2 separate regions of the Homo sapiens genome follow, and region 1 is linked to region 2. Evidence: read pairs that join two places in POLR2A ChIA-PET (ENCODE). Cell type or tissue: CD4-positive, alpha-beta T cell. All regions are shown on one strand. Each heading gives the region's core, and the rest is flanking DNA. Links, peaks and the distances in the headings are about the cores only. Region 1 overlaps EZH2 (enhancer of zeste 2 polycomb repressive complex 2 subunit). Region 2 has its middle 45 kb from the start of GHET1.

Region 1 (17,184 bases), core at 7,428-15,427, 85 kb after region 2:
GGATCTGTTGAACTTTAAACTTGAGATGTTTAGGGTATCTGGCGGAAGAAATTTCTAAAAGCAGCAACGTGTTCAAGAAGTGGCCTGGCTGCTTCTAAAAGCCTGTGCTCATTTGCATAAGCAAATAAATGACCTGAAACTGGAACTTAAATTTAAAAGGGAAGCAGAACATAAAAGTTTAGAAAATTTGCAGCCTGCCATGTGGTAGAAAAGAAAATCTCACTTTCTGGGGAGAAATTCAAGCTGGCTGCAGAAATTTACATAAGAGGACGATACATGGGGTAAAATGCTTTTTCCTCCCCTAAAAGCCTTGGTATTAATCTGGAAATAGCAGGAAGGTAACTGTAGGAATTATATAATGGGTTTCCCTGTGCTTGGTCATGTCTTTGTATCATTTCCATAGGTCAGTGGAGACTCAGAAAACCAGTTTCTCTGGGCTTTTGATAAGTAATGTTATAGTAATCAACAGATGGTAACTTTCGGTAAAACAAATTGTCTTCATCTGTTTTGTGCTGGTATAACGGAATATCTGAGACTGGGTAATTTTTAAAATTATTTATTTATTTATTTTTGAGATGGGAGTTTTGCTCTTTTTGCCCAGGCTGGACTACAATGGTGCGATCTCGGCCCACTGCAACCTCCGCCTCCTGGGTTCAAGTGATTCTCCTGCCTCAGCCTCCCGAGTAGCTGGGATTACAGTTGCCTACCACCATGCCTAGCTAATTTTGTATTTTTAGTAGAGACAGGGTTTCACCATGTTGGCCAGGCTGGTGTTGAACTCCTGCCCTCAGGTTATCTGCCTGCCTCGGCTTCCCAAAGTGCTGGGATTACAGGCGTGAGCCACCACGCCTGGCCAAGACTGGGTAATTTATAAAGAATAGAAGTTGGCCAGGCACAGTGGCTCACGTCTGTAATCCCAGCACTTTGGGAGGCTGAGGCGGGTGGATCACTTGAGGTTAGGAGTTCGAGACCAGCCTGGCCAACATGGTGAAACCCCATCTCTACCAAAAAATAAAAATTAGCCGGGTGCGTTGATGTGCACCTGTAGTCTCAGCTACTTGGAAGGCTGAGGTGGGAGAATCACTTGAACCCAGGAGGTGGAGGTTGCAGTGAGACAGAATTACGCCACTGCCCTCTAGCCCAGGCAACAGAGTGAGACCCTGTCTCACAAAAGGAATAAATATATATATATATGCATATATGTATATATATATGCATATACGTACATATATATGCATATACGTATATACGTATATGTATATGTATATATACATATATGCATATATATTATATATAATATATAGTGTATACAATATATGTATATACGTATATATATGTATATATGTATATATATGTATATACGTATATATATGTATATACACATATATATGTATATACGTATATATATTTTTCACAGTTTTGGGGGCTGGGAAGTTTAAGATCAAGGTACCTGCATCTCATGAAGGCTTTCTTACTGTGTCCTCTTATAGCAGAAGATAGAAGGGGCAAGCTGGGAATAACTCCCTCAGTCAGACTCTTGTATAAGGGCATTCACAAGGCAGGAACCGTCGTGGTCTAATCACCTCTGAAAGGCCCCATCTCTTAATACTGTTACATGGACAACACCTGAGTTTTTGAGGGACACCTTCAGACCATAGCACAGATACTGACAAGTCTCATCAATTATTAAGTAAATAGTACTTGAAGGGTTTGAAATTTTGTAGTACCCCGGCAGTGTGTTTATATTTGTGATAAATTTTAAGTATAGGAAAATCATGGAAAGACTTACTGCTCATAACTGCCGTACCTCGTTTACCTCTATCTTTCCCTAAACTACTACTGTTCTTAGCAAGATCATGAACTGTGGGGCCGACATAAGCCAGAGGAGTTTCTGAAGAGTCTGCTTCAGTGAGGGGTTCTGTTGATAGCCATAGAATAAAGAAATGGCACTTTGCAGACATTGGTACTTCCTTGAAAGAACTGGCTGTGGCATATACAGAACTCAAAAATTGAAATTACTAGATAATGGTTACTTGGTTTAGATTGCCTGGAAATTATGAGAGGTTCTGTAAATGCTTTGGGATTAGTAGTTTGAACCACCTAGTCCATTTTATGATTCTGTCTTCAGAATATAGAAGGAATTGCATCTTATTTGGGGATTAGGATATAAAGTTAGTGTACAAGGCAAAATAGCATGTAGGCAAAGTTACCCATGCAGAGTTTGTGGGAAGATGCCTTACCACAAACCAGTACCTTCTTTTTAGGTTCAAGACCAGCCCATTTTTCCTCTAGAATGAGAACAGATCATTGCTCTTCTGTTGAGCACAGAGTTGTTGGTTTGTACTTAAGGGCAATCCTGTTAGAATCACTCCTGAGTGGCTAAATATCTTCAGTCTGAGAGACTTGTCCAGCAGGTTATGGGAACAGCAGATTCATGTCACCTGTCTCTTGCTCACTTAGGCAAACGCTTAGTGTCTGGAATGGTGGGTAGAACCCTTGTATTTACTACCAAAATTGAGCTTTCTCTGACATTTTTGCTCAATGTATGTTAGATTTGTGTAAGTTAAATTAGATGTTGGCTTATGCGTGGTATAAGATTTAAAATAGACTTCTTAGCAAAAAGAACACCTGGTATCAGATTGACTTACCCCTTCATTTTGTTTGCTTTTATTCAGTGAAGTGTTGAAATAACAGGTATCTCATGTCTCATCTTTGAATTATAATGAATTTTGTATCATAGCTTTAGTTTCTGGTACTTTTTTTTTTTTTTTTTTGAGACAAGTCTCGCTCTGTCACCCAGGCTGAAGAGCAGTGGCGCGATCTCAGCTTAACGCATCCTCTGCCTCCTAGGTTCAAGCGATTCTCCTGCCTCAGACTCCCAAATAGCTGAGATCACAGGCACCTGCCACCATACCCGGCTAATTTTTGTATTTTTAGTAGAGATGGGGTTTTACCGTGTTGGCCAGGCTGATCTCCAACTCCTGACCTCAGGTGATTCGCCCGCCTTGGCCTCCCAAAGTGCTAGGATTACAGGCGTGAGCCACTTGGCCCCAGCCTCTGATACCTATTTTTTTCCGTTTTTCCTCCAACAGTGTTTCTGTAAACTGAGTATATACTCGATGAAATGAGAAGATTTAACTTATAAAATCGATTTAGTATAGTTTTCAAGAAAAACTTAAACTTTTTTTTTCTTTTTTTCCTTTTTTTTTTTTTTTTGAGACAGTCTCACTGTGATTGCCCAGGCTGGAGTGCAGTGGCACAATCTTGGCTCACTGCAGCCTTGGCCTCCTGGGCTCAGGTGATTGGTTCTCCCACCTCAGCCTCCAGAGTATCTTGGACTATAGGCACATGCCATCACGCCTGGCTAATTTGTATTTTTAGTAGAGACAGGGTTTCACCATATTGTCCAGGCTGGTCTCAAACTCCTGGACTCAGGCAATCTGCCTGCCTTAGCCTCCCAAAGTGCTGGGATTACAGGTGTGAGCCATGGCCCCCAGCTGAAAACTTTAACCTTTAGATGTCAATTCAGTTAGTGAGTCTGTTTTATCTGTTGTTCAAGCAAATTCTTTAAAACACTTAAAATAGTTCAGTTCTTCAGTTGGTTGAAATTTATATGGCCATTTCTTTTCTAAGCAGTACTCTCAGATAAACACCAGAATGCTGGTCTATGGACTTCAGTTTGAAATCAATAGTTTACTGTCTTGCTGGAAGGAGGAAAGTGATCTTACTGTTGTGGAAAATATATCACTGCAGAATCTACTCACTTTTGCTGCAACGGTCAAGTTAATGTTTTCTATCATTCAGCTAAGATTGCTAAATTAGTATAACTTTCCTTTGCCTTTGAACTTTTTAGCACTACAGAAACCAGGACTACAAATATGTTCTTTACTTTTTTCTGTTATTTTCCCCTATCATGAGACTTCTTGAAGGCGAATGCTGTTCATTATGCTTTCTCATCTGTACTTTCATGTACATGTAATCCACTGTAGTGAAGGCACTAAAACCTGTTGTATTTTCCACATTTCGATAGATCTCTCACAGGATTTAACACTTTTGGAATGCTCAGTAAATTATTATTGACTGCTTGATAATACCTCTTTGTTCCTGCCTTTCCCCAAGTCCTTCAACAGAAGTTTCTTCTAGCACTTTGCAGGTCAGTTGAGTGGACTATTTGAGTCCCTCACAGTAATGAGCTTGTGTGTTTTTGTCATTCTTTTTTCTTTTTTTGAAAAAACAATAGAGTCATTTAAGGAAGCAAAAAGGTCCCTGGGTCAAGATTTTTATTTTATCTTTTATGGTGGTAGGGTGAGGTGTGAGTATTTAGGGAGATGGTTGGTAGGATGGCGTTGTCTTAGGGTTGCAGGAGGATCAGAAGGGTGACTGTAACTACTGATGATATCTTACAGTGGTGAAGGAGAAGATAAGTGAAAACAGAGGCAATTTGTTTAAACGAATTTTAGTAGATATTAGTCTCTTAATTTGGCACTGACATATGACAGATTATTTCATTTAAATTCTGTAGTTTGACAGGTATAATAAAGTACCCTTCATTAAATATTCTTCACATATACTCTTGTTTGCCTTTTTCTAGTTGCAAGAGTGGTGATTTCTATGTTTCATTATAAATTTTAGAAATATATAATTTGAATATATTGTCTGTTCTAGGTTCTCTGTGAGTCAAGAAAAGGCAGGGTATTATGACTTCGGATTCGTATGATGTCTGGATATATTTAAGGGGAGCAGTTCTCAAAGTGTGGCCTGGGATTATGGGATCAAAACTATTTTTTCTTTCTTTCTTTCTTTTTTTTTTTTTTTTGAGACAGGGTCTCACTCTGTCATCCAGGCTGGAGTGCAGTGGCGACATCTTGGCCCACTGCAACCTCTGCCTCCCAGGTTCAAGTGATTCTTGTGTCTCAACCTCCCAGAAACTATTTTCATAATAATACTGAGTTGTTCCTTGCTTTTTTTTAAAAAAACAAAACAAAACAAAAACAAACAAAAAAACCATGTTGGACATTTGTACCCACGGTGCAAAAGCAATGAATAAACACTGTTGGCACCTTAGCACTTGCAGTTAAAAAAGCCAGTTTTGTTTGAGAATGTCCTTGATGAAGTACTAAAAATGATTAATTTTATTAAATCTTGATCCTTGCGTGCATGCAGTTGTAACATTCTGTGCAACAAGATGGGAATGTGTGTAAAGTGCTTCTGCTGCATATTGAGGTATGTTGGGTTTTGAGCAAAAGCACTTACGTGATTAAGTTGTGAGCTCCACTAGCCACTTTTTTCATGGAAATTTCATTTTTACTTAAAAGAGGGTCTGACAAACCATGATTATTCAGACTTAGGTATTTGGCAGACTTTTTTTAAATCAATGAAGTGAGACTGTCACTTCAAGGAAAACAACTGACCATATTTGTTGGCAGAGAGAACATTTGGGCTTTCAAGCAAAAATTAAAATTTTTGGAAAACTTTTGTCTGTTACTGTGAGCATGACAGCTTCCCAGTACTTAAAGACTTTCTGATGAGATTAATGGGTTTAACAACATGATTTTTTGAAATATGCCAACTTCTGGAAAATCTGCGTAACTCAGTGGACCAGTACTTTTTAGATGAGGAATGATGATTTATAACATTGTGCCTGAGTTAAAGATTCATTTAAAGTGAATAGACTAATGAATGTTAATGTGGCAGAGTAGGAAAAGTTCACTGATACAATTTCGGATTCCATGTTGCATCTAATCTTGTAAGAAAGAAATTACCACTGCTAACTGAAGTATGGTGGTTATTTTGAGGAAAAGCACCTGTGAGATTGAGTTGTGAACTGAACTAGCCACTTTTTAATAGAACTGTTTTGGTGTAATATCAAAGCACGAGATCCACAATGACCTCAGAAGGCTATTCAAACACTCTCCCTTTTCTAAGCTAAGTATGTTTGAGACTGGATTTTCTTCATATACTTGAACCAAAACAACATATTGGAACAGATTGAATGCAGAAACAGTTACGAGAATCCGTTTCCTATTAGACAGATATTAAAGAAATTGGCAAAAATGTAAAGCACCACTTACTAATTAATTTTTTTTTTTTTTTTTTAAATAAAAGAAGGCTATGTTGCTCAGGCTGGTCTGAAACTCCTGGGCTCAAGTGGTCCTCCTGCCTCAGCCCCGCAAAGTGCTAGGATTATAGGCATGAGCAACCACGCTTGCCCTCACTCACTAATTTTTTTTAAAGGAAAATAAGTTTCTTTTTAAAAATGTGTTATTTATATTAGGTACAGTTGGCCCTCCATATTTTCAGGTTCAGCTTCTGTGCATTCAACAACTGCAGATCAAAAATACTTGTGGAAAAAAGCCAATAAAATAATAGAACAGGGCGGGCGCTGTGGCTCATGCCTGTAATCCCAGCACTTTGGGAGGCCAATCCGGGTGGATCACCTGAGGTCAGGAGTTCGAGACCAGCCTGGCCAACATGGTGAAACCCTGTCTCTACTAAAAATACAAAAATTAGCTGGGCATGGTAGTGTGTGCCTGTAATCCCAGCTACTCAGGAGGCTGAGACAGGAGAATCGCTTGAACCCTGGAGGCGGAGGTTGCAGTGAGCCAAGATTGCGCCACTGCACTCCAGCCTGGGTGACAGAGTGAGACTCTGTCTCCAAAAAAAAAAAAAAAGATACAAATAATACAGTATAACAAGGATTTATATAACATTTTACATTGTATTAGATGATCATAAGTAATCTAGAGCCAGATGATTTAAAGTATAAAGGAGAATGTGCATAGGTTATATGCAAATACTGTGCCATTTTATATAAGAGATGAGCATCTGTGGATTTTGGTATCCATGAAGTTCCTGGAACCAATACCCCCTAGACCCCCATGGATACTGAGGGCTTGCTATAACAGTTTTTAATAAAAATAAAAAACAGGCCAGGTGTAGTGGCTCACACCTGTAATCCCAGCACTTTGGGAGGCCAAGGTGAGGTGATTGTTTGAGCCCAGGAATTCAAGACCAGCCTGGGCAACATGGCGAAACCCTGTCTCTGCTAAAAATAGAAAACAATAGCCAGACATGGTAGTGTGCACATGTGGTCCCAGCTACCTGGGAAGTTGAGATGAGAGGATCACCTAAGCCCAGGAGGGCGAGGCTGTAGTGAGCCGTGATTGCGCCAGTGCACTTCAGCCAGGGCCAGAGTGAGACCTTGTCTCAAAAAAATAAAATAAAATAAAAGTAAATTGTAAAAAACTCTTTAGTTTTTCATTTCTATTATGTTAAATGTTAATAGCTATAACACATATAAACTAAACAGGTCATGAGACCAAAATGCTGAAGAATGGTGTTAATGGTGTTCTTACTTACTTTGAATTACCGTTTTTATTTTTCTATGCTAGCTAATTACTATGTGAATAATTAACCTCAATGAAGTTCTGTATTCTCTGTTGTAGCAGTGGCTGATTTAGGGCTCAGTTGTCTTTTGACCTGTTCTTCCTTCTCATATGATTGCATCTCGATTTTTAATTTTAGACTTAGTTTTTAATTCTAAAATTAAAAATCTTTTTTTTTTTTTCTTCTATGCCCACTGCTGTCAACCCAGTCAGGGCCCTTATCACTTTATTCTTGAATTACTTCAGTTCTCCATTTTTTTTCTCATGTGGTGTTTTTCAAACTTGAGTGTTGATTGGAATCCCAGGGTTAATTCAACTTTAATTTTATGAATATGATTTCATATAAGTTCCTTATGATAAAACCAGAGCAGATTTACAAATTAAATATAGACCATCAAATTAGCTGTACATATTTAAGGATGAGATTTTGTTAAAACCAAATAGTCAATGTTAGAGCTTATAGAATGGCATAGCCTCAGGATCAGCTTTATAATCAGTTTTTTTAAATTTGGCTTGATAATACTAACAGAGAATGGCTATTTGCATAAATATGTTTTATAAAATGGTGTTAACTTTTAGTCTTTGTTCAGGATAATGAGACCTACTAGTTAACCAGAACGGGGCCAGCAAGCAACTCTTGAATGCTAGTTTTAATGCCTGATCAAAATTCTGTAAAGCTGTGTTGATCACTGAGGCGTTGCGGATATACTGAGCCTGCATTAAGTGGATATTTAATCTAATTATTTCTGGAATCTTTACCAGAAAACATGCTCTTACATAGTTTGCTCCTGGGTTTGCTGTTGGTGAACTGCCGTTGGTTGGTGGGATCTCTGTGTCCCATGGGCTTTGCCACACAGCTGGGGCTCTGAGTACTTCAGCTCACATTCCTTTGTTTGCCACCCTTGCCTTAACTCACTTACCTGTATTGTTTTTTCTCCCATAGCACTCAACATCATCTTACATGTAAACATTTTACTTTGTTGTTGTTGTTGTTGTTGTTGTTGTTGTTTTTGAGACAGAGTCTTGCTCTGTTGCCCAGGCTGGTGCAGTGGCACATCTTGGCTCACTGAAATCCCTGCTTCCTGGGCTCAAGTGATTCTCATGCCTCAGCCTCCTTAGTAGCCGGGACTACAGGTGTGTGCCACCACTCCTGGCTAATTTTTGTATTTTTAGTAGAGACGGGGTTTCACCGTCTTGGCCAGGCTGGTCTTGAACTCCTGGCCTCAGGTCATCCACCTGCTTCAGCCTCCCAAAGTGCTGGGATCACAGGCATGAGCTACTGCACCTGACACTTTGTTTTTAACTGTTTCTGTCCAACTAGATTTTAAGCTGTATAAGGGCACAGATTTTTAATTGTTAATTGCTAAGTCTTCAGTTTCTATTGTAGTCTCTGGCTTGTATTAGATGCTCAATAAATATTTGTTGACTTAATGAATGCATATTAACCCTTCTTTTCTTTATTCAACTGCAAACTCAAATACTCTTTTCTGAGTTGTGTGCTCTCACTGTGGGTAAAGACCAGTTTTTCTCTTCATTTTAAACACAACTAAACTGGCCCTGAATTGTATAGAATCCTTTTGATTTGTTGTTTGATCAGTACAAGTTCAGTCAGTGGCACAGTTACTTCCCTTGATTCAGATTCTGTAGAAGCCTAAAAGTGCATTATCTCTTCAAGTAGACATGTCATCATATAGGCTGCTATGGAGATCTTTTTTTTTCCTTTTAAATTGTTTGTGTAACAGTTTCTGTTTTAAAACAGTGGAATTACCAGCCTGGACACTATAGTGAGACACTTTCTCTACAAAAAATAAATTAAAAAAAATTAGCTGGGTGTGGTGGAGTACACCTGTAGTCCCCAGCTACTCGAGAGGCTGAGGCAGAAAGATTGCCTGAGCCCAGGAATTTGAGGCTTCAGTGAGTTGGGATTGCATCACTGCACTCCAGCCTGGACGACAGAGTGAGACCTTGTCCCTTCCAAAAAAATTGAAAAAGTAGAATTATATTTGGGAGTTTTTTTCCTCAAATTCCTTTGAAGTTAAGATTTATAAAAGTATGGGAGGCCAAGCTGGGATTATCATTTGGGCCCAGATGTTCCAGGCTGCAGTGAGCTACGGTCGGGCCACGGAACTCCAGCCTGGGGAACAGAGTGAGCCCTGCCTCAAAATAATAATAAAAATAATAATAATAGTACAAGCTCTCTTAATTACTACCTGTTTTTTTTTTGAGACAGAGTCTTGCTCTGTCACCCAGGCTGGAGTGCAGTGGCGCTATCTAGGCTCATTGCAAGCTCTGCCTCCCGGGTTCACGCCATTCTCCTGCCTCAGCCTCCCGAGTAGCTGGGACTACAGGTGCCCGCCACCACGCCTGGCTAATTTTTTGTATTTTTAGTAGAGATGGGGTTTCACCTTGTTAGCAAGAATGGTCTCGATCTCCTGACCTCGTGATCTGCCTGCCTTGGCCTCCCAAAGTGCTGGGATTATAGGCGTGAGCCACTGCGCCTGGCCACTACCTGTTTTTTTTTTTAATCCTATGTTTTTAAATAATTCTAATCATCTATTCATATTTTTTGTTTCTCCTATTTAACATTTTATGTAACATTTTTAGATTTTAAAATTTGTTTCTGTTATCACTTCTAAAAGTGAATGTTATTTTTAAAAATGAATGCCTTTACATTGGGTTGTTATGTAACCTAATTTGCTTTAACAAATAACTTTATTTTGGAGTAATTTTATTTTTAATTATTTATTTATTTATTTATTTATTTGGGACGGAGTCTCGCTCTGTCGCCCAGGCTGGAATGCAGAGGTGCGATCTCTGCTCACTGCAGCCTCCACCTCCTGGGTTCAAGCAATTCTCCTGCCTTAGCCTCCCAAGTAGCTGGGATTACAGGTGCTCGCCATCATGCCCAGCTAATTTTTGTATTTTTAGTAGAGACTGGGTTTCACCATATTGGCCAGGCTGCTCTTGAACTCCTGACTTACGTGATCCGCCTGCCTCAGCCTCCCAAAGTGCTGGGATTAACAAGCATGAGCCACTGCACCTGGCCTATTTTGGAATACTTTTGGATTTATATAGCCATGGTATATTTGTTAAAACTAAGAAATCAGTATCAGTATGTTGTCATTAACTAAACTCAAGACTTTATTTGGATTTTGCCAGTTATTCCACTAATGTCTTTCTTTGGTTGGTTGGTTGGTTGGTTTCAGGATCCAATCCAAGATACCACAGTTCATTTAGTTATCATGTCTCCTAAGTTTTTCTGATCTGTGGTTGTTCTCAGCATTTCCTTATTTTTCATGACCTCTTAATCGTTTTAAAGTGTATTGGTCAGATGTTTTGTAAGAATGTCCTTTGATTTCGGCTTATCGGATGTTTTCTTATGATTAGGCTGAAGTTATGGGTTGAGGTCTGGGGGAAGGATACCACAGAGGTGAAATCCCCATCTCATTTCATCACATCGGGGAGTACATAATGACAGCAGTACTTACCATTGCTCATGTTAATGGTTATGGTTTTTTTTCACAGAAACATTACTGTTTCCCTTTCCAGACTCTTCTTTGGAAGTGAATCATTGAATCTAGCTCACGCTCAGGGGGAAGGAAATTGAATTCTCCCTCCCAGAATGGGGACATACACTCATGTATCAGTTGGAATTCTTGTCAGGAGAGTTGTTCCTTCTCCTCCAGTTGTTTATTTAATCACTTATTTATATCATAGACTCATGAATAATTATTTTATTCTGTTATAATACTGTTATGATTTACTCTGCTGCTCAAATTATTCCAGCTTTGGCCACTGAGAGTTTCTTCTGTTTGCTTCCAGTCTCGGACCTATCCGTCTCCTTTCATCTTTGGAGCATTTCCCTTCTTCTACTGGCTTGCCTTGTAGTTTCCCTGTCCCAACCCTAGAATCAGCTGTTTCTGCAGACCCTGCTTCCTTGTATTTATTGGAAGGTGGTATTTAGAAACAAAAGTCTTGGGTGCAGGGTATGCTTATTTTATTGCTCCTGGGGTGTCACTGCTTCCAGGCCCTCTGTTGGACAGACCCTGGAAATGCAGGTATTTCAGCTAACCTGCATGTGCATACATACCTACGTTTCTGTATCTATCCGCATATATTTTAAAATACACGTGAGTTCATATTGATATATCTGACTAATTCATCACCACCTCTTGCTTATTTGTAACTTCTTTCTGTGACATTGAGAAACTTGGCACACATTATCTACATTTTATTTACTTATTTGTTTAACCCTAGTGTACATGTAGAGTATTTTCAGAATTACAGACTGGTACCCTTATGAGAAACAAATTTACCAGCTAGAGTACAGAGTAGATTGTCCAAAGTTCTGTAGATTAGCTCCCCCCGACCTCCTGCTCCTTCCATGAGATTATCTCATAAAATTATAATACTGTTAGACTTGCTGTATAGTTTGCATTCTATCCTGAGATCCCCTGACATCCTGTTTTGTTTTTATTTGCATACAGTTTACCATTTAAAAAAAGTCTTTATATTGAGTTGTTAACTTTTTAATATAAATGTTGTAATTCCTGATATTACTCATCTGCCATTTATGTAGTTGATAGTCACTACTTTTTTTTTTTTTTTTTTTTTTTTGAGATGGAGTCTTGCTCTGTCGCCTAGGCTGGAGTGCAGTGACGTGTTCTCAGCTCACTGCAACCTCCGCCTCCTAGGTTCAAGCGATTCTCCTGCCTCAGCCTCCTGAGTAGCTGGGATTACAGGCGTGCATCACCACGCCCGGATAATTTTTGTATTTTTAGTAGAGACGGGGTTTCACCATGTTGGGCAGGCTGGTCTTGAACTCTTGACCTCATGATCCACCTGCCTCGGTCTCCCAAAGTGCTGGGATTACAGGCGGGAGCCACAGCGCCCACCTGATAGCCACTACTTTTTTAATGCTGATATAGTGCTTACCATCTGTCAGGCACTGTCTATGCACCGTAAATAAATTTACTTCTCACAATGACTCTGAGGTGGAGGCTCTTGAATTAGCCTTTTTTCATGAGGAGAGTGAGGCACAAAGATGTGCAGTAACTTGGCCAACTTCACACCCAGCTGCTAAGTGGGAGAACTTGGATCTGAACCCAGGGAATGAGCTTTGGAGTCCAAACTCTTGCTTTTTGTTTAATGCTGTGTATAGGACTTAGAATTAATACAACTAACTCTTCTCTTATTAGTTTAGTTTATTACTTGGAATTTGGTGTGAAATAGAGAGTGCTGCTACCCCAATTCTTTGCCCCATGTGTGTAACAGGCATTATTAATCATGACAGCACTCTCTCTGCTGAGCTAGAACATGGCCTGGCCTAAGGCCAATAATCCTTATGGACACAACCCTCAAAGTGGTTGTATGAGATGAACTCTCCTTGCCATCTCTGATCTTGTCTGTTTTGAATCCTGATTCTAGTGCCCAGTGCATGGCACTGCGTGCCTGCTTCTCCTGGATTCCTCTCTCATGGTCTTCCTTTTTACAGGGACAGGTTTTCTATATTCCCCCTCAGGCATAGGATCTGTTTCTCTTAAGTAATTAATTTTTATCACTTACCAATAATTTAACATCTATATGTCTAAGTTCTCTTTATATTGTTTTTCTTATCCTTACCTACAAAATCTCATTTACCATTGATTTAAATTTCAGTATATTGAAACAATGGATTGTAACATTAAAAATAAATGAAATTGCCAAATGATACTAACAGCTGCCTTCAAAGCATTTAAACATACAAACAGGCACTATTGAAGACTGGAGAGTTATCAAAATTGGCAATTTTTTGGCAGTCTTGCTGTGAAGTAAACATTTTTAAAAGGAAGGACATTGAGAATATTGTAATCATATTACTTACATCTTGTTGGGTTTGGATTTGACCTTACATAGCCTGGTATTCAGTTAAGAGTCAAAGTTGCTGCTATTAATTTAGTTGAGAAGGATAAATAGTACATGTAGTTTATTGTTTTCTTTAGAGAAATAGAAACAGAAACATTTATTTGGCCAGACCAAATAGGTGGTCATTCCCTTGATTTAGCAAATCCTTGAGGTAGAATTTTTTTTTTTTTTTTTTGAGACGGAGTCTCACTGTGTCGCCCAGGCTGGAATGCAGTGGCACGATCTCGGCTCACTGCAAGCTCTGCCTCCCGGGTTCACGCCATTCTCCTGCCTCAGCATCCCGAGTAGCTGGGACTACAGGTGCCCGCCACCACGCCTGGCTAATTTTTTGTATTTTTAGTAGAGACGGGGTTTCACTGTGTTAGTCTCGATCTCCTGACCTCATGATCTGCCCATCTTGGCCTCCCAAAGTGCTGGGATTATTGGCGTGAGCCACCGCGCCTCCCGGTAGAATTTTTAAAGAAGCAATAAGGGCTCTGACAATACCTATGGGACTTTTTTCAAATTATTCAGTTATTGGCAGCTGGGTAAAGAGGGACAGGAATGTCTGATTTAGGTAAATACCTCTCACAAGTGGAGTAGGGGCGTATCTGGTAGAGAACAGTGCTGATTCCTTGGACTTGTGTGGCCTGGCCACCTGAGAGGTAGGTAGGAAGGTGTGTCTTGGCCATGTCCTGGGGCCTCTGTAAACCTGAGAGGATGGAGGAAGCTCTACTTTTTCTGACGATGCTGTTGGTGATAATGAAGTAGGCTATGAGAGCCCATCTTCCATTAATTCAGATGTTCCTATACAGTTGGCCCTCTGTAAATGGGATTCTACATTTGTAGATTCAGCCAACTGTGGGTAAAAATACTTGAAAAGAAACAAAAGTGTGTGTACTGAACATGTACATACTTTTTTCTTGCCATTATTCCCTAAACATAATAGTTTAACAACTATTTATGTAATATTTACATTGTATTAGGTATTTAGTAATCTAGAGATGGTTTTAAAGCAGGGGTCCCTAGTCCCCAGGCCGTGGACTGGTACCCGTCTGTGGCCCGTTAGGAACTGGGCTGTACAGCAGGAGGTGAGCTCCGCCTCCTGTCAGATTGGCAGCAGCATTAGATTCTCACGGAAGCGTGAACCCTATTGTAAGCTGCACACGTGAGGGATCTAGGTTGCACACTCCTTAAAAGAATCTTTTTTTTTTGGAGACGGAGTCTCGTCTCACTGTGTTGCCTAGGCTGGAGTGCAGTGGCATGATCCTGGCTCACCTCAACCTCTGCCTCCCAGGTTCAAGTGATTCTCCTGCCTCAGCTTCCTGAGTAGCTGGGATTACAGGCACCTGCCTCCACACCCAGCTAATTTTTGTATTTTTAGTAGAAACAGGGTTTTACCATGTTGGCCAGACTGGTCTCGAATTCCTGACCTCAAGTGATCTGCCTGCCTTGGCCTCCCAAAGTGCTGGGATATGAGCCACCATGCCTGGCCATCCTTATGAGAATCTAACTAATGCCTGATGATCTGAGGTGGAACAGTTTCATCCTGAAACCATGTACCCTCTCCCCTCTTTGTGGAAAAACTGTCTTCCACAAAACCAGTCCCTGGTGCAAAAAAGTTGGAGACTGCTGGTTTAAAGTATATGGGAGAATGTGTATACGTTATGTAATAGTGTACCATTTTATATCAGGGACTTGAGTCTTCGTGGATTTTGGTATCTGTTGGGGGTCCTGGAACTAATCCTCCGTGGATATGGAGGAACAACTGTATATATGGTCTCAGTAATAAATACGTATCTGAGATACCCTCTGTATTAAGAAAAAAAAGATGGGAATTTCTTGGCTCATATAACTGAATAGTTCCGAAATTTGGGAAGGTCTGCCTGACTTAGGGCTTAGGTCATGAGACTACAGTTCTTTCTTGGCTTTGACTTTTGTTTTTTGTAGTTGTTGACTCTGTTCTTTGAGGCTCTTCTCCAAGATGGCTTCCAACAAGTCCTTGGGCAAACATTTTTCCAGGTTTAGACCTAAGGGGAGAAGAGTGAGCATTCTTGTCCTAGCATTGCAGGAAACCTGAGATTTTCACTGTGACTGCACTGATTGTGGCCGTGTATCTAACCCTGTACTGGTCACTATGTCTAGGGAGATGTACCTTGGTCAGGCCAGGGTCACAAGCAGCTTGAGTCAGCTTCCTCCAGTGTACTTGGTAGTTCTCAGAGAAGAGTTGGTGTGAAGTTCCCAAGAGAAGGGTGAATTGACCCTGGGTGGCAAAAACAACATAGCATCTACTCTAGTGGGATAAAGTAAGATGGTAAGGCATGGTGTTCAGGGTATTTCTGAGTTTGGTTTGATTCACAAAATAGATTGTGAACACTGTAATTGCCCTTAATTTTAGTTAACCTATGTAAATGTAAATCTGTGAGGTGTCACTACATTCTGCTAAAGCTTTGATGGGCTCCTGCCATATTCTGGTTTGGCTTTTGTATTAAAGAGCCATTGTTGTTTTGGTTTCACTGTATACAGGTAGACTTTTGTTTTAATGAATAGAGGTATAATCTGTTTTGAACAGGAAAAGCTGCTTTTGTATTCTGGATAAAGTTCATACTAGTGGGATTTCACCTATGAAACTAAACAAATCTTTGAAAAATTTAAAAACCATATGTATTTACACAGTGTCCATTCAGTAGAAGTCGTTTAAATAAAGGCTTCTGCCAATATATGAATATTTAGAGCTGTATTTTATTATTTTACTTTTTTTGAGACAGGGTCTCGCTCTGTCACCTAGGCTGGAGTGCAGTGGTGTGAAGACAGTTCACTGCAGTCTCCACCTCACAGGCTCAAGAGATCCTCCCACCTCAGCTTCCTGAGTAGTTGGGACCACAGGTGTGCGCCACTACACCTGGCTTGCTTGCTTGCTTATTTATTGATTTGAGATGGGAGTCTCACTATATTGCCTAGGCTGGTCTTGAACTCCTGGGCTCAATCCTCCAACCTTGGCCTCCCAAAATGCTGGGTTTACAGGCTTGAACCACTGTACGTGGCCTTGAATCTGTGTTTTAATACTATGCTTACTTGGCTGTGGTGTTGTGAAAAGATCACTGAAAATGGAGTCAGAGGCCTGATTTGAGCCAGTCGTTTGTTGTGGGGGAAGGAGGTCAGGGGAGCTAACATCTAAAGGCTCACTATATGCCAGGCACAGAACCAAGTGTGTTTGCATGTATATTTCGTTTTTGTTGCCAGACTTTGAGGTAGGTTTTATGGATAAGGTCTTTAAGGCAATATCAGCTTCCTTTTAAAAAAGAAATTCCGGAAACTGAGTTTTAGGCTGAAGATCTCTAACTGGTAGTAGGGACAACTGAACCACAGGGTCCTAACTGACCCTGCGATTTATCTCCTTTTGCGGGGGGTTTCTTGATAATAGGGTGCACTTTACCTCATTTTTTGGCTCAAGCATGGATAGGCCACCCTTCCTTTTCATACCTATAGCTAAGCTTTACAAATGATATGCTGATAAGATACAAGCTACTCGTTATTCATGTGGGTTAATAGACCTGTTTGTTTGCTTGTTTTTAAGTCTATAGCCGCCCCACCCCCAATCTACAATTTCACCTTCTAAGGTTTTAGTTACTCATTCAAACTGCAGTCTGAAAATGTTACGATATTTTGAGAGAGAGAAGACTCTAGCTACGTAACTTTTGTAACAATATATTGTTATAATTGTTCATTTTACCATTAGTTATTGCTGTCAGTCTCTTACTGTGCCTTATTTATAAATTAAACTTCATGGGTATGTACGTATAGGAAAAAACATGGTATATTTAGAGTTTAGTACTATCTGCAGCTTTAGGCATCCGCTGTGGGGTTGGCGGGGGGCGGTCTTGGGAGATAAGTGGGGACTACTGTACAATTATCA
Region 2 (17,184 bases), core at 5,687-13,686:
GCAGTGAGCCAAGATTGCACCATTGCACTCCAGCCTGGGCGAGAGAGCAAGACTCCGTCTCAAAAAAAAAAAAAAGATATTTTAAAATTCCTTAAATCGATTTATTATCTCAATTTTATCCAACCTTCTGTATGTTGTTTTGAAGAAAACAATTTTTTTCAATGTGATTTTACAGCATACTTTGGTGTTACTTTGTGGTTCTTTAGAGAGAAACACAGTGGCAGGAAAATCGCATTATTTACTAGGCTACTTGAGGACAGAGGCTGTTTCTCTTGTTTTCCTTGCTAGTGCGCTTTGCCAATAGCGGCGGCCAGTAAATATTTGTTGACAATCTTCTTGTGAAAGTGACTGGTGTTTTGCTTCCATGTAAAGGAATAGAAAGGGGATGAGAACCCAAGTGTTAGGACATGGATACCTGGAACCCTTTTTGAATTCAGATTCTTAGGGCTTAAAACATCTGCATTTGAGTCAAACAAGTCCCTGAGTGCAATTATTTATATTAAGTAACACACAAATATATAGATACAAAATCAAATAACCATTTTTTAATCATAGTGTTCAGTAAGTAGTTTGAAAACTCATCAAAATGGTCAAGGTCACTACCAATCCTCAATCCTGCTGAGTTTCATCAGTATTCCTAGTAGTTTGGAATCTTTTGAAGGTTGGATACAGCAACTCAGAGATAAAGAGATCGAGCCTCTTCTGGTGTTCACATGATTCCTGAAGTCAACCTAGATCTTGCATATAGTTGATAACATGGGTCCTTGTTTTTATTTTTTTATTTTATTTTAATTTTTTATGGTTTTGTTTTGACTTGAGACAGACTCTTGCTCTGTTGCCGAGTGGAGGGCACTGGCATTGTGTCCGGAATTGGTGGGTTCTTGGTCTCACTGACATCAAGAATGAAGCTGCGGACCCTCGCGGTGAGTGTTACAGCTCTTAAGGTGGCGCCTCTGGAGTTAGTCCCTTCTGATGTTCAGATGTGTTTGGAGTTTCTTCCTTCTGGTGGGTTCGTGGTCTCACTGGCTCAGGAGTGAAGCTGCAGACCTTCACGGTGAATGTTACTGCTTTTAAGGCAGCGTGTCTGGAGTTGTTCATTTCTCCCGGTTGGCTTGTGGTCTCGCTGGACTCAGGAGTGAAGTTGCAGATCTTCGCGGTGAGTGTTACAGCTCATAAAAGCAGCGTGGACCCAAAGGGCGAGCAGTAGCAAGATTTATTGCAAAGAGTGAAAGAACAAAGCTTCCACAGCGTGGAAGGGGACCCGAGCAGGTTGCCACTGCTGGCTGGGCAGCCTGCTTTTATTCTCTTATCTGGCCCCACCCACATCCTGCTGATTGGTAGAGCCGAGTGGCCTGTTTTGTCAGGGTGCTGATTGGTGCATTTACAATCCCTGAGCTAGATACAAAGGTTTTCCACGTCCCCATCAGATTAGTTAGATACAGAGTTTCCACACACAGGTTCTCCAAGGCCCCACCAGAGCAGCTAGATACAGAGTGTCGATTGGTGCATTTACAAACCTTGAGCTAAACACAGGGTGCTGATTGGTGTGTTTCCAAACCTTGAGCTAGATACAGAGTGCCGATTGGTGTATTTACAATCCCTGAGCTAGACATAAAGGTTCTCCATGTCCTCACCAGAGCAGCTAGATACAGAGTGTCGATTGGTGCACTCACAAACCTTGAGCTAAACACAGGGTGCTGATTGGTGTATTTACAATCCCTGAGCTAGATATAAAGACTCTCCACGTCCCCACCAGACTCAGGAGCCCAGCTGGCTTCACCTAGTGGATCCCGCACCGGGGCTGCAGGTGGAGCTGCCCGCCAGTCCTGCGCCGTGCGCTCGCATTCCTCAGCCCTTGGGTGGTCGATGGGACTGGGTGCCGTGGAGCAGGGGGTGGTGCTCGTTGGGGAGGCTGGGGCCGCACAGGAGCCCATGGAGTGGGTGGGAGGCTCAGGCATGGCGGGCTGCAGGTCCCGAGCCCTGCCCTGCGGGAAGGCAGCTAAGGCCCAGCGAGAAATCGAGCACAGCGCCGGTGGGCCGGCACTGCTGGGGGACTCAGTACACCCTCCGCAGTCACTGGCCCGGGTGCTAAGTCCCCCATTGCCTGGGGCCAGCAGGGCTGGCTGGCTGCTCCGAGTGCGGGGCCCACCAAGCCCACGCCCACCCGGAACTCCAGCTGGCCCGCAAGCGCCGCACGCAGCCCCGGTTCCCGCTCGTGCCTCTCCCTCCACACCTCCCTGCAAGCTGAGGGAGTGGGCTCTGGCCTTGGCCAGCCCAGAAAGGGGCTCCCACAGTGCAGTGGGGGGCTGAAGGGCTCATCAAATGCCACCAAAGTGGGAGCCCAGGCAAGGGAGGTGCCGAGAGCGAGCGAGGGCTCTGAGGACTGCCAGCATGCTGTCACCTCTCAGCATGATCTCGGCTCACTGCAACCTCCGCCTCCTGATTTCAAGCGATGCTCCTGCCTCAGCCTCCCGAGTAGCTGGGATTACAGATGTGCACCACCACACCCGGCTAATTTTTTGTATTTTTAGTAGAGACGGGGTTTCACCATGTTGGTCAGGCTGGTCTTGAACTCCTGACCTCAAGTGGTCCACCCACCTTGGCCTCCCAAAGTGCTGGCATTACAGGCGTGAGCTACCACACCCAGCTTAATTTTTATGTTTTGTTGTTGTTGTTGTTGTTGTTTGAGATGGAGTCTAGCTAGCTCTGTCACCCAGGCTGGAGTGCAGTGGTGCAATCTCGGTTCACTGTAACCTCCGTCTCCTGGGTGCAAGCAATTCTCCTGCCTTAGCCTCCCTAGTAGCTGGGACTACAGTTGCCTGCCACCATACCCAGCTAATTTTTGTATTTTTAGTAAAGACAGGGTTTCATCATGTTGGCCAGGCTGGTCTTGAACTCCTGACCTCAAGTGATCCTCTCACCTCCGCCTCCCAAAGTGCTAGGATTACAGGGGTGAGCCACCACCCCAGCCTGGGTTCTTGTTTTTAAAACAAGCAACTCCTATGTAGAAGGCATTGAGGCTAATGAAACGAATACAATTGCATACCCACTACTAAAGAAGTTATTATCTATTTGGGGATATAAGACACATTTGCAAATTATTAGGAAACAGCAAAGGATATGCTAAATGGCAACACACAAAAAAGGAATAAACAAGACTCTTTCGTGGTTTCCAGAACAGAGAGCAGACCCAAGGGAGGGGGTCCAGTCCCATGAAACTGTGGAACAGCAAGGATCTGTCTATTGGTTAGAGCCAGAAGGGATAGACTCAGCTGGACACCCTTACAAGCAGCAGAAGAAAGTCAAACGAGGTTTAGCAGTCAAGGAACCCTCTAAAGTAACTCAGTAGTTCTCTTGAGGTCTCTGGCAGGGTAACAAAGGCAGTGGCTTCCATAAGGGCCAGCCTTCAAATCTGGCATGGGCTCTGATCGAATTGCCCTTGGGCATAGCAGCAGCAGGGGTTAGCTGAAGGAGTGGAAAGTTCTAGTCGAAGTCTGATATATTACTAACTAAAAAAAAAAAAAAAAAAAAAAAAAAAAAAGTCAGGCTTTACATGAACAGCAAATTCTTAATTTGCTCCTTCGAGCTTGTGCCTTTCCTAGATCTGGCCAAAGATGGTTGCTCTGATTAATTTTACCTTCTCTTACAGGAGAATGTATGAACAAACAATATCAATTTCATGTTTCACACACTTTCCTAACCCATCTATTTGAAATATTATCTGAATAGAGGTGAAATTTTATTACAATGAATATTAAGGAACTGTTTTTGTCTAGAACTTATTATTGTATGAGATATATAACTAGAAAACAAAGTGAACAAACACAGAAGCAAGTTAGTTTTGTAGTAAAGTGCAAAGTCCCAGAAGCCAGACTGCCTGGATTAGATTCCTACTGTGCCACGTACTTGCTGTGTGCCCGTGGGCCACTCCTCTACCTCAGTTTCCTCAGCTGTAAAACAGGCATAATGGCACCTACCACATAGAGTTATCATCAGTAGGAAGTGTTATATTTTTGTTAGATACTAAATAAATAAACACAGCACAACTCATTCATTGAGGAATTGGTGCATTCAATATCCAAAGTAAATACTCTATTATCCATTTCAAAATAATCGCTTGGAAAAATTACTCCAAGGATACAGCCATTGATCAAAATGTATTCAAAATCTTGGGATACAAAGCTAACCAGGCGGCCTGCGCTGTAGTCCCAACTACTCTGAAGGTTGAGGTGGGAGGATCACTTGAACCCAGAAGTTCGAGGCTGCAGTGAGCCGAGATCGCATCACTGCACTCCAGCCTGGGTGACAAAATGAGACCCTGTCTCAAAACAAAGCAAAATAAAAACTTGGAGCCCAAGGCAGGAGGATCAATTGAGGCCAGAATTTTGAGATCCCAATATATATACATATTTTTTTGAGACGGAGTCTCACTCTGTCACCCAGGGTGGAGTGCAATGGTGTGATCTCAACTCACTGCCACCTCCACCTCCTCGGTTCGAGCAATTCTCCTGCCTCAGTCTCCTGAGTAGCTGGGATTACAAGTGCGCGCCACCACGTCAAGCTAATTTTTGTATTTTTAGTAGAGGAGGGGTTTCACATATTGTCCAGGCTGGTCTCGAACTCCTGACCTCATGATCCGCCCACCTTGGCCTCCCAACATGTTGGGATTACAGGCGTAAGCCACTGTGCCCAGCCACAAAAATATTTTTATTTTCTTTTTTTCCCCAGATACTTCAGAGATGGATACGAAAAATTTTTGTTTGTTTTTTGAGACAAGGTCTCGCTCTGTTGCCCAGGCTGGAGTGCAGTGGCACGATCTCGGCTCATGGCAACCTCCGCCTCCCAGGTTCAAGTGATTCTTCTGCCTCAGCCTCTCGAGTAGCTGGGACTACAGATGCGCACCACCACGCCCTGCTAATTTTTGTATTTTTAATAGAGATGAGGTTTCACCATATTGGCCAGGCTGGTCTCAAACTCCTGACCTCGTGATGTGCCCTCCTCGGCCTCTTTCCAAAGTGCTGGGGTTTACAGGCTTGAGCCACCGTGCCTGGCCTCGAAAATATTTTTTAAAAATTATCCAGGCATGGTGGCACGTGCCTGTAGTCCCAGTGACTTGGAAGGCTGAGGTGGGAGGATCATTTGAGCCCAGGGGTTCGAGGCTGCAGTGAGCCATGAGTGCATGCCACTGCACTCCAGGCTGGGTGACAGAGTGAGATTGCAACTCAAAGGTAAATAAAATAAAATAATAAATAAAACCAAATGAGTTTGTCTTCAGAAGCCGTGGAATATTCTTTTTGGTATCTCTGGGGCAGCAAATTTTCCTCTTTTGAAGATAGATTTGCTTTTTAAAACGGTCCAGAGTCCATCAAAGTCAAGGACGTTGAATATGATAACGCAATGGGAAGCACTGTCTTGGCAAAAATGAAGTGATGTAAAATAACACGACCCATTTTCTTGCATGGGTCACACTTCAACTTTGAAGGAGACTTTCAAAACAGAAGGGTTCCAAATATGCTTCAGCAATGGCAGCACTTCTTGGTAAAGTGCATGTATTAGTTATTGATGGCTGCATAACAAACAAACCCAACACTTAACAACTAACATTGATTTCCTCACACTAGCTGTGGGTCAGGAATCTGGCCACAGTTAGCTGGGTGCTCAGGCTCAGGGTCTCCCACAGGCTTGAAATGAAGGTGTGGTCCACGGTTGTGGTCATCTCAAGGCTCAGTTGGGGAGAGATTGGCCGCAAGCCCTCTCACAGTGCTCAGGGCCTCCCTGGCTGTTGGCTGCATATATAGCTCTTTGCCTCTGTAGGGCTGTTCAGTACGTGACAGCTGGCTTTCCCCGGCAAAGGAGAGAGGCACTTTACTTTTGTCTTATTCTATTCCTTAGAAATGAGTCAGTAAGTTCAGATTACACTCAGGAAGAGGGAATTACACAAGGGCACAAAAAAATTAGTGCCAGGAGGCAGGATCCTTGCAGAGTTCCCTGAAATGCAAGGGATGATAGCATTCATTTCAACAAGATATCTTTCTCTCTCTCTCTCTCTCTATGGTTGTTTTTACGTTTTTCATGTTCTGTAAGGATGCTACTTTTTTCCTTATATTATATACACAATATATAATATATATCATATCATATACACAATATATAATATACCATATCATATATACTATATAATATATATCATATCATATACACAATATATAATATATATCATATCATATACACTATATGTAATATATCATATCATATACACTATATAATATCTATCATATACATTATATATAATATCTATCATATACATTATATATAATATCTATCATATACATTATATATAATCTATCATATACATTATATAATCTATCATACATTATACATATCTATCATATACATTATACATAATATCTATCGTATACATTATACATAATATCTATCATATACATTATACATAATATCTATCATATACATTATACATATCTATCATATACATTATACATAATATCTATTATATACATTATACATAATATCTATATTATACTATATACATAATATATGTTATATACATATGTTATATACATAGTATATGTTATGTTATATACATAATATATGTTATATTATATACATAATATATACATAATATATGTTATATTATATACATAATATATACATAATATATGTTATATTATATACATAATATATACATAATATATGTTATATTATATACATAATATATACATAATATATGTTATATTATATACATAATATATACATAATATATGTTATATTATATACATAATATATACATAATATATGTTATATTATATACATAATATATACATAATATATGTTATATTATATACATAATATATACATAATATATGTTATATTATATACATAATATATACATAATATATGTTATATTATATACATAATATATACATAATATATGTTATATTATATACATAATATATACATAATATATGTTATATACATAATATATACATAATATATGTTATATTATATACATAATATATACATAATATATGTTATATTATATACATAATATATACATAATATATGTTATATACATAATATATACATAATATATGTTATATTATATACATAATATATACATAATATATGTTATATTTACATAATATATACATAATATATGTTATATTATATACATAATATATACATAATATATGTTATATTATATACATAATATATACATAATATATGTTATATTATATACATAATATATACATAATATATGTTATATTATATACATAATATATACATAATATATGTTATATTATATACATAATATATACATAATATATGTTATATTATATACATAATATATACATAATATATGTTATATTATATACATAATATATACATAATATATGTTATATTATATACATAATATATACATAATATATGTTATATTATATACATAATATATACATAATATATGATATATTATATACATAATATATACATAATATATGATATATTATATATTTTTGAGATGGAGTCTTATTCTGTCGCCCAGGTTGGAGTGCAGTGGCACAATCTTGGCTCACTGCAACCTGCGCCTCCCAGGTTCAAGCAATTCTCCTGCCTCAGCCTCCCAAGTAGCTGGGATTGCAGGTGACTGTCACCACTCCCGGGTAATTTTTGTATTTTTAGTAGAGACGGGGTTTCGCTATGTTGGCCGGGCTGGTCTAGAACTCCTGACCTCATGATCCGCCCACCTTGGCCTTCCAAAGTGCTGGGATTACAGGCTTGAGCCACCGCACCCGGCCGAATTTTTGTATTTTTAGTAGATACCAGGGTTTTACCACGTTGGCCAGGCTGGTCTCAAACTTCTGACCTCAAGTGATCCGCCCACCTCAGCATCCCAAAGTGCTGGGATTACAGGTATGAGCCACCGCACTCAGTGATATATATTTTTTCATAAAAAATTATTTCACTCTAAAACCTGATCTTACTCATTGTCACTCTTGGGTTTGAGTCATAGGTTGAAATTATATATACAAAAGCTAAGTTCTGGTCCATTTCCTTCACGGTGGACCTCATTTCTAATTATTTGTCACCTGAAGTGGATATTGAAGTGCCTATCACATTTAGCACATTGAACAAGATTCTGGGCCGGGCGCGGTGGCTCACGCCTGTAATCCCAGCACTTTGGGAGGCCGAGGCGGGTGGATCATGAGGTCAGGAGATCGAGACCATCCTGGCTAACAAGGTGAAACCCCGTCTCTACTAAAAATACAAAAAATTAGCCGGGTGCGGTGGTGGGCGCCTGTAGTCCCAGCTACTCGGGAGGCTGAGGCAGGAGAATGGCGTGAACCCGGGAAGCGGAGCTTGCAGTGAGCCGAGATTGCGCCACTGCAGTCCGCAGTCCGGCCTGGGCGACAGAGCGAGACTCCGTCTCAAAAAAAAAAAAAAAAAAAAGAGATTCTGGTATTCTAACTTTGTAGACTACCAGCCATTCTAGAATTTGGGGGCTTTGTATGTCAAGGCTTTTACATTCAGGACTCAGGTATTAATAGTTTAAGAAGGCTGACAGACACAAAGTGCCCGTTTTCAGCAAGCTCTCAGCAGCTTGTGAATGCTCCTCAGGCCCTTATTAACAAATGATGCCCTTTTCTTCTGTCGAGATTTAGTAATGATAGGGCCCTTTTGCCAATTTTTTCAAGGGCATTTTTTTGGAGCAAATTTACAATAGAGGGTGCATATTTTTCAATAGTGCAGCCAAGTTTATTTGCTAATGAAGAAAGCCAGTGTGTTGGACTTTTTTGATTGAATCTGAGTGTCAACTCTAAGCAACTGCTGGCTGACAACTGCAGACGGAAAGGCTGGATGAATGCCAGCGAGGAAGCCTTGCCAGGGAGGTGAAACCGATGAACACCTCCATTCTTAGCTGGTTATAAATTGGATATTGATCCGAATCTGTGAACCTATATATTCTTAAATTTTTTTTTCTTATAGCTTTCAGATTGTAAAACCTATATATTTTATATGTGAAACAAACGAACAAACTTATGCAAAAAATGTACATTATCTGCTCACTCACACCTACACAATTATTGAATTTATAGCAACAAACTGTTTATAACTTTTTTATTTTTCATTTTTGAGACAGGGGTTTCGCCATGCTGCCCAAGCTGGTCTCAAACTCCTGAACTCAAGCGATCCCCTCCCACTCCCACCTCGCCCTCCCAAAGTACTGGGATTACAGGCGTGAGCCACCAGGAGGTGGAGGTTTCAGTGAGCCGAAACCGCGCCATTGCACTCCAGCCTGGCGACAAAGCAAGACTCTGTCTCGGGGTGGTGGGGGGGAAAGTATACATACATATATGTATGTGTGTGTATATGTGTATGTATGCGTGTATATATATATATATATTTTCACATATATAGAAAAGTAACCTTGATTATAAGGTTTATTAAAAACCGAATACAATATTTAATACATTCAAAGGTAATTAAAACAAAATTATTCCTTTCGTGTAAATTTTCTTCTCAGGCATTTTGAAGGTTAATACTTCAACGCTGCTGGGAAGTTAATCTTACTAAAAGAAGCTTATAACCAATAGGCTTCCTTGAAAGTTTTTCAAATCAACTAAAAGCTACTCTTTCGTTCAAACCGTCAACTAAAGGTTACTTTTATATGCGTTTTTATTGATTTATGTAAACGTTGTCTACTACTGTTATTAGTGCAAAACAGCAAGCTAGTCAAGCGCGGTTGTGGGGGGAGACAATGTTAAATCAACTTAACAATAACCCACAACACTCGGACCAACTGTGTTATCCTGTGAGTCTCTTGTTATTTATAGTGCCTACTTAGGGTCTTTTCTAGGTAAGGAGACTTTTCAGAGCCTATGCCATGATCGTAAAAATAAAATGTGTAAAACTTTTTGATTAAACACAATGAAAACAAAACCAAATGCTCTCTCTTAAGAGAGTTTGTAAGAATTATGTTAATCAACCAAGGTTTTTCTGCATTTCACTTTTACAAATGCATTGTGGGTAGCGCCTAGCTAAATATGAAAGTAAACCCGGCGCGTGGTTCGCAGCCACGCGGGCTCCGGGCAATTGCGCTTTAGTCTGGGTGGACAGCTTCGCCGGAGCTGAGAGCCCGCGACCTGCCGGACCAGGGCTGGGCCGCGGGTCAATGATCCAGGAAATCCCGTCACTCGCGTGCCTGTGGCTGAAGCGCGGCAGCTTGTCTTGTCCGTTTCGTGTCAGTTTCAGGGCTGAGTGGCAGCGTCTGGACTTTGCGGACGCCGAGGGCTCAGATGCTGGGCTCTGGGGAGGGAGAGGGCGCCGGCCGGCCTGTCCCTCTCCGGGGATTTGCAGGTACCACCTGTCGGCTTTGTTTCATCATCAGGAGCCCCTTTGCCCAGAAATCCCGATCGTCTACACCCAGGTCTCTACTGATCAGAGATTGAGAGTGAGTCAACAGGAGTCCAACACGTGACCCCCATAAGTCTACCCTCTTTTCCCCCAATACTTGTAGATACCACCCAGTAACACCCGTGTGTGCTAAAAATCCTATTCTGGGAGTTCTTCGGCAGTTTAAATCGCCCATGAATTACTCATATTTTCTCAATCCACCGTGAGCCTGGCACATTTCTTTTCAGTAATTGATTGGGAAAGTGCAAGCCATTGGTGACCTTTAGAAGTTTTAAATGTTTATAACGAAAGGGCTAAGGACAGAGGAGATTACCCACACTTAAGTATTTTGCACCTTAAAAATGCTAGCAAAAATATGAATTTATATTCCTTCAGGGAGAAGATTTCGTCTGAGGACGTAGGCCGAACCTTGTGTTTTATATGTCATATGAATTACGCTCTGAAACTAAAATATGAAATAGATTCCATAATTAAGCCCTTTGGAATATCAGCCTCATCTGAATTATTTCTAAGGATATTTTTGCCTTTTTTGGTTTATTAAAAACTTCCTTTTGGGGAAACTTGTATAGATTTTCTGCACTTAGGCAAAATAAAGCATTTTATTCAAAATATTTCTTAGGGTTTTCCTAGAACTTACTCTTCTTTCTTCCTGTAAAGACAAACCTAGGAAATTGTTCAGAAAAAGGCCCAAGGTGATTTCCTCATAACCTATAGTGATTAGTGAGAAAAAGTTTGGATATTGGGGATTTCGGGGTTGATTTGATAATTTCAGGAAAATGAAGAAAACCTCAAATTTAAGATATTAAAATGTTTAAAAATTGTCCTAGAGAAAACGATGGTACTAAAAGCTTAAAAATTTCTAAAGATTAAGAGAGCTGACAGTGATTTAAAAAATACATTTAATCTAGGAAAAGCAGTAGATTAAGAAAGATATTAGGAATGTTGTCAAATGCTGTCTTTTAAAGGTGGATAATTGCTTTAGTGACACTTATACTTTTGGGATTTTTGTCTTATGATTAAGGTGGCAATTACATAATAGTCATCATTCTAGATTGTATAAATTATACTTTTTACATTATTTCATTATATTATATTACTGGTATCTTTTTCTTTAGAATTGATAGAATGCATCAGCTTTTAATCTCCCTTTGTAATAGTTATTTAACCTAAGGGAGATCAGAATATGCCATGCCAAAATGTGACACTTTGTCATCAGGATTATTTTGAGCTGAAGGTAATTGAGAATGAACATATAGAAAGAAACTTTCTCAGAGCTTCCCTTATCTGACTAAAAGCAGTGACTTCTGAGAAAGGAGGCTGCTATAAATTCCCCTTTTGGGTTAGGTCTACTCATAAATGCATTCATCAGGGAAGTTTTATGGCCCTGAAGGAGACCACCCATACCTGTCTAGACAGTCTCACAAACTTTCTTATCTCCTGTTTCTTCTCCTGAAAACTCCTATTTGTCTTTCCTCAGGAAACCCATTTTTTCCCCCATAATAGCCTTTCTCTCCCCTCTTTTTCCTCAACTAAGTTAGGTATATAAGCCCCAAATGCGAACCACCCCTTTGAGTTGCTCATCACTGAGCACTCCTGTGTGTATGTGTATTACACACATAAACTGCTTTTTTCCTTTTGTCAAAGGTACCTGTCTTTTGCAGCTTAATTTGCAAGCCCCTAGTTATTGAACATGAGAGTGTAGAGGAAAAGCATTTTCCCTTCCCTACAGGCCTAAAGGAAACTACATGAAATATTAAAACAAGTACTGATTAAAGGCCGGGCGCGGTGCCTCAAGCCTGTAATCCCAGCACTTTGGGAGGCCGAGGCGGGCGGATCACGAGGTCAGGAGATCGAGACCATCCTGGCTAACACGGTGAAACCCCATCTCTACTAAAAATACAAAAAAATTAGCCAGGCGTGGTGGCGGACGCCTGTAGTCCCAGCTACTTGGGAGGCTGAGGCAGGAGAATGGTGTGAACCCGGGAGGGGGAGCTTGCAGTGAGCCGAGATGGCGCCACTGAACTCCAGCCTGGGCGACAGAGCGAGACTTTGTCTCAAAGAAAAAAAAAAAAAAAAAAAGAACAAGTACTGATTAAAAAGGTTAAGGGGTTATGTGAGGGGAGGGGAGTTTTGTGGCCCAGGCTGGTCTCGAACTCCTGAGTTCAAGGGATCTGTCCGCCTCCGCCTCCCAAAAGTGCCGGGATTACAGGCATGGGCTACCGTGCCCTGCCTCTTTACTGTTTTATTGGGATGTACCTCCATGGATCTTCACTAGTATTATATCATTTCATCCTCAAAACAGCTCTATCAGGTAGTTAAATCAGATAACGTAAATATCTTCCCAGTTTATGCCTATTATGGGCATGGTGGCTCACACCTATCATTCCAGCACTTTGGGAGACCAAGGTGGGAGAATCACTTGCGGCTAGGAGTTGGAGACCAGCCTGGGCAACATAGGGAGATACCCCCATCTCTAAAAAAATAATAAACAATATTAGCTGAACGTGTTGGTGCATGTCTGTGTGTGCCTATGGCTTCAGCTACTTGGGAGGCTGAGGTGGGAGGATGCCTGAGCCGGGAGGTCGAGGCTGTGTCAGTCATGATTGCACCACTGCATGCCAGCCTGGGTGACAGAGCAAGAACGCTGTCTCAAAAATAAAAAATAAAAAAGCAAAAGAAATATCTTCCTCTAGGACCACAGCTGTAAAGAGCAGAGCAGTTTCCCTCTCAGCTTAAAAGGCTAAACGCTGATGTGCTTGCACGCTAGTGCTTGGCCCATGCATCTTTCTCTACCTCAGAGATATTATTGTAGGGGTCAAAGGTACCTAATCTAATGCCTGGGATATAGTACCTATGCTCACTAAGGTTCATTTGAATTTATTTATTTTAATTAATTAATTAATTAATTAACTTTTTGAGATGGAGTCTCGCTCTGTCGCCTAGCTTGGAGTGCAGTGGCGTAATCTCAGCCCACTGCAACCTCTGCCTCCCAGGTTCAAGCAATTCTCCTACCTCAGCCTCCCAAGTAGCTGGGATTGCAGGCATGTGCCAACATGGCTGGCTAATTTTTTTTTTTTTCCTGAGACAGTGTCTTGCTCTGTCGCCCAGGTTGGAGTACAGTGGCACAATCTTGGCTCACTGCAAGTTCCGACTCCCGGGTTCACACCATTCTTTTGCCTCAGCCTCCTGAGTAGCTGGGACTACAGGCACCCGCCACAATGCCCGGCTAATATTTTGTATTTTTAGTAGAGACAAGGTTTCACCCTGTTAGCCAGGATGGTCTTGATCTTCTGACCTCGTGATCCACCTGTCTCAGCCTCCCAAAGTGCTGGGATTACAGGCGTGAGCCACTGTGCCCACCTGACTAATTTTTGTATTTTTAGTAGAAACGGGGTTTCACTCTGTTAACCAGGATGGTCTTGATCTCCTGACCTCGTGATCCACCTGCCTTGGCCTCCCAAAGTGCTGGGATTACAGGCATGAGCCACTGGGCTCACCTGGCTAATTTTTGTATTTTTAGTAGAAACGGGGTTTCACCATGTTGGCCAGGCTGGTCTCGAACCCCTGACCTCAGGTGATCCACCCAGCTCAGCCTCTGAAAGTGCTGGGATCACAGGCATGAGCCACCGTGCCCAGCACATTTGAACTTATTAAGTAATGACCATTGAATTTTATTTTTCTGAGTTTTAGTTGTTTTGTTTGTTTGTTTGTTTGTTTGAGAAGGAGTCTGGCTGTGTTGCCCAGGCTGCAGTGCACTGGCGGGATCTTGGCTCACTGCAACTTCTGCCTCCCAGGTTCAAGTGATTGTCCTGCCTCAGACTCTCGAGTAGCTGGGATTACAGGTGCCCGCCACTACGGCCAGCTAATTTTTTCGTATTTTTAGTAGAGATGATGTTTCACCATGTTGGCCAGGCTGGTCTCGAACTCCTGACTTCGTGATTCGCCCACCTCGTCCTTCCAAAGTGCTGGGATTACAGTCGTGAGCTGCAGCGCCTGGCCTGAGTTTTAGTTTTAAAACTGACCAACACTACATTTGTGTCCTCTTTTCAACTCCTGTTATCCAAAGCATTTATGCTATAAGTAATACCTTCTTTTTCTTTTGGCTATTTAGTTGAATATAACCAGCTTTGTTCACACAGGTAGAGAAAGACCTACAGTCAGCCCTCTGTTTCCGTATTCGTGGGTTCTGCATTCATGGATTCTTTTTTATTATTATTTTGAGACAGAGTCTTGCTCTGTCCCCCCAGGCTGGAGTGCAGTGGTGTGATCATGGCTTACTGCAGCCTTGACCTCCTGGGCTGCAGCAATCCTCCCACCTCAGCCTCCTGAGAAGCTGGGACTACAGGCACATGCCACCATGCCCAGCTTGCTTATTTATTTATTTATTTAGAGACGGAGTCTTGCTCTGTTGCCCAGGCTGGAGTGCAGTGGCACCATCTCGGCTCACTGCAAGCTCCGCCTCCCAGGTTCATGCCATTCTCCTGCCTCAGCCTCCCAAGTAGTTGGGACTACAGGTGCACGCCACCGCGCCTGGCTAAGTTTTTGTATTTTTAGTAGAGACGGGGTTTCACCGTGTTAGCCAGGATGGTCTTGATCTCCTGACCTCGTGATCCGCCCGCCTCGGCCTCCCAAAGTGCTGGGATTACAGGTGTGAGCCACTGTGCCCAGCCTAATTTTTTTTTTTTTTAAAGAGACATGAGTTTCCCTGTGTTGCCCAGGCTGGTCTCAAATTCCTGGGCTCAAGGGATCCTCCTGCCTCAGCCTCCCAAAGTGCTGAGATTACAGGCATGAGCCGCTGTTCTGGGCCATTCGTGGGTTGTCCATCCGTGGATTCAACCAAATGCCCATCAAAAATATTTGGAAAAAATATTTTCCAAATGTTTACAATATTTACATTGTATTAGGTATTATAAGTAATCTAGAGATGATTTAATGTATACAGGAAGATGTGCATAGGTTATATGCAAATATTACACCAATTTATATAAAGGACTTGAACATCCATGGGTTTTGGTGTCTGAGAGGGTCCTGGAACCAATCCCTTGAAGATACAGAGGAATAACTGTATTGTATTGGCCAGGTGGGTCACATGTAGGAATGAGACAACTCAGGTGTGTACACATAGTGGCGCTGGGAAGAAGGCAGCCTGTTTCGGCCCTGCTGTGGCTGTTCTGCCTCTGGCGCCATCTTTCACACCAATGCATGGTGGCTGCAATTTAAATCCGATGTGGAAAATTCAAGTAGGTAATAAGAGCCAAGTGGTGCCGAAGGTTGGCCCTTGTAGGCCTGGAGGGCCTCAGGCTCAGTGTTGGCTCAGTGTTTATTGTCTGCCCTTCTGTTGCTGGGCATCCCAGGGCCCACATGCCAGGGTACACAGGCATTCTGAAAAAGGTGCAATTGCTGTTTCTGATTAGAAGAGCAATATATGATTATCGATAAAATTTGAACATGCAGAAAAATAGCAAGAGGAAAATAAAAATTACTTGATACGCTCATTACTCAGAGTAGTTATTTTCTTCCAGTTCATTGTCTTTGCATTTTTCTTTAGTTGCAGTCACACTTAATAAAATTTTCTTACTTTGTTACATTTGCTTGAAATATATATAAGTTAGCTGGGTGTGGTGGCTCACGCCTGTAATCCCAGCACTTTGGGAGGCTGAGGCGGGTGGATCACCTGAGGTCAGGAGTTTGAGACCAGCCTGGTCAACATGGTGAAACCCCATCTCTACTAAAAATACAAAAATCAGCACGCCTGTAATCCCAGCTACTCGGGAGGCTGAGGCAGGAGAATCGCTTGAACCCAGGAGGTGGAGGTTGCAGTGAGATGAGATCATGCCATTGCACTCCAGCCTGGGCAACAAGAGCGAAACTCCATCTCAAAAACAAAAAACAAAAACAAAAACAAACGTTAAAGGCCAGGCACAGTGGCTCACGCCTGTAATCCAGCACTTTGGGAGGCCGAGCTGAGTGGATCACTTGAGGTCAGGAGTTCCAGACCAGCCTGGCCAACATGGTGAAACCCTGTCTCTATTAAAAATACAAAAATTAGCTGGGCGTGGTGGCGGGCACCTGTAGTCCCAGCTATTTGGGAGGCTGAGGCAGGAGAATTGCTTGAACCCAGGAGGCAGAGGTTACAGTAAGCCGAGATTGTGCCATTGCACTCCAACCTGGGTGTCAGAGCAAGACTCCATCTCAAAAAAAATAAATACATAAAGTTAAAGTGGGCACGCGTGGTGGCTCATGCCTATAATGGTGGCTCACACCTGTAATCCCAGCACTCTGAGAGGCTGTGGTGGGAGGGTTGCTTGAGTTTAGGAGGTCAAGGCCAGCCTGTGTGAGACCCTATCTAAGTTAAAGCACTTCCCCGTACGTTTAAAATCTCTTCATGGGCATCGTTTTCCTTGCTGTGGCCTGCCTGCCTTTTACTCAGTCATACCCCCACTGGTGAACACGCCAGTGACTTCCAGTTTTCACTGTTTTACATAATGCCAACATGTACATCTGAGTTCATGACTCTCAACTGGGTTATTTCCTTAGTATTTTTGGAAGTGAAATCACCAGGTCTCAGCATACTCTTCAGGTTATCGTAACATCTTGCCAAGGACTTCTCAGAAAGACTATGAGCATGAATAGAGGGTTCTTGACTAGTGCCTCACCTTAGTGAGGTTTTTGGGAATGACCATTTTTCTTTTTTTTTTTGAGACAGTTTCGCTTTTGTTGCACAGGCTGGAGTGCAGTGGCATGACCTTGGTT

Evidence for each region. Peaks named below come from ENCODE experiments on the same cell type or tissue, not always from the same donor. Only the 100,000 strongest peaks of a DNase experiment are listed, where the experiment ranks them.
Region 1: POLR2A ChIA-PET joins it to region 2 with 11 read pairs; 8 of 35 experiments call an interaction of 5 or more read pairs at or near these places.

Annotation. Positions count from the first base shown.
Region 1 is chr7:148,850,716-148,867,899 of GRCh38, reverse strand. The region is part of intron 1 of EZH2 (enhancer of zeste 2 polycomb repressive complex 2 subunit); the gene reads left to right. Among named protein-coding and RNA genes, the nearest start is that of EZH2, 25 kb to the left of the region's middle. RefSeq lists a silencer at 3,509-3,803. In CD4-positive, alpha-beta T cell, for the core only: CTCF peaks have their summits at 11,220 and 11,422; DNase peaks (open chromatin) are centred at 10,839 and 11,419.
Region 2 is chr7:148,934,123-148,951,306 of GRCh38, reverse strand. It overlaps RNY5. Among named protein-coding and RNA genes, the nearest start is that of GHET1, 45 kb to the left of the region's middle. In CD4-positive, alpha-beta T cell, for the core only: a CTCF peak has its summit at 9,196; DNase peaks (open chromatin) are centred at 8,876, 9,296, 9,786 and 10,076; H3K4me3 peaks cover 2,461 bases; H3K27ac peaks cover 1,312 bases.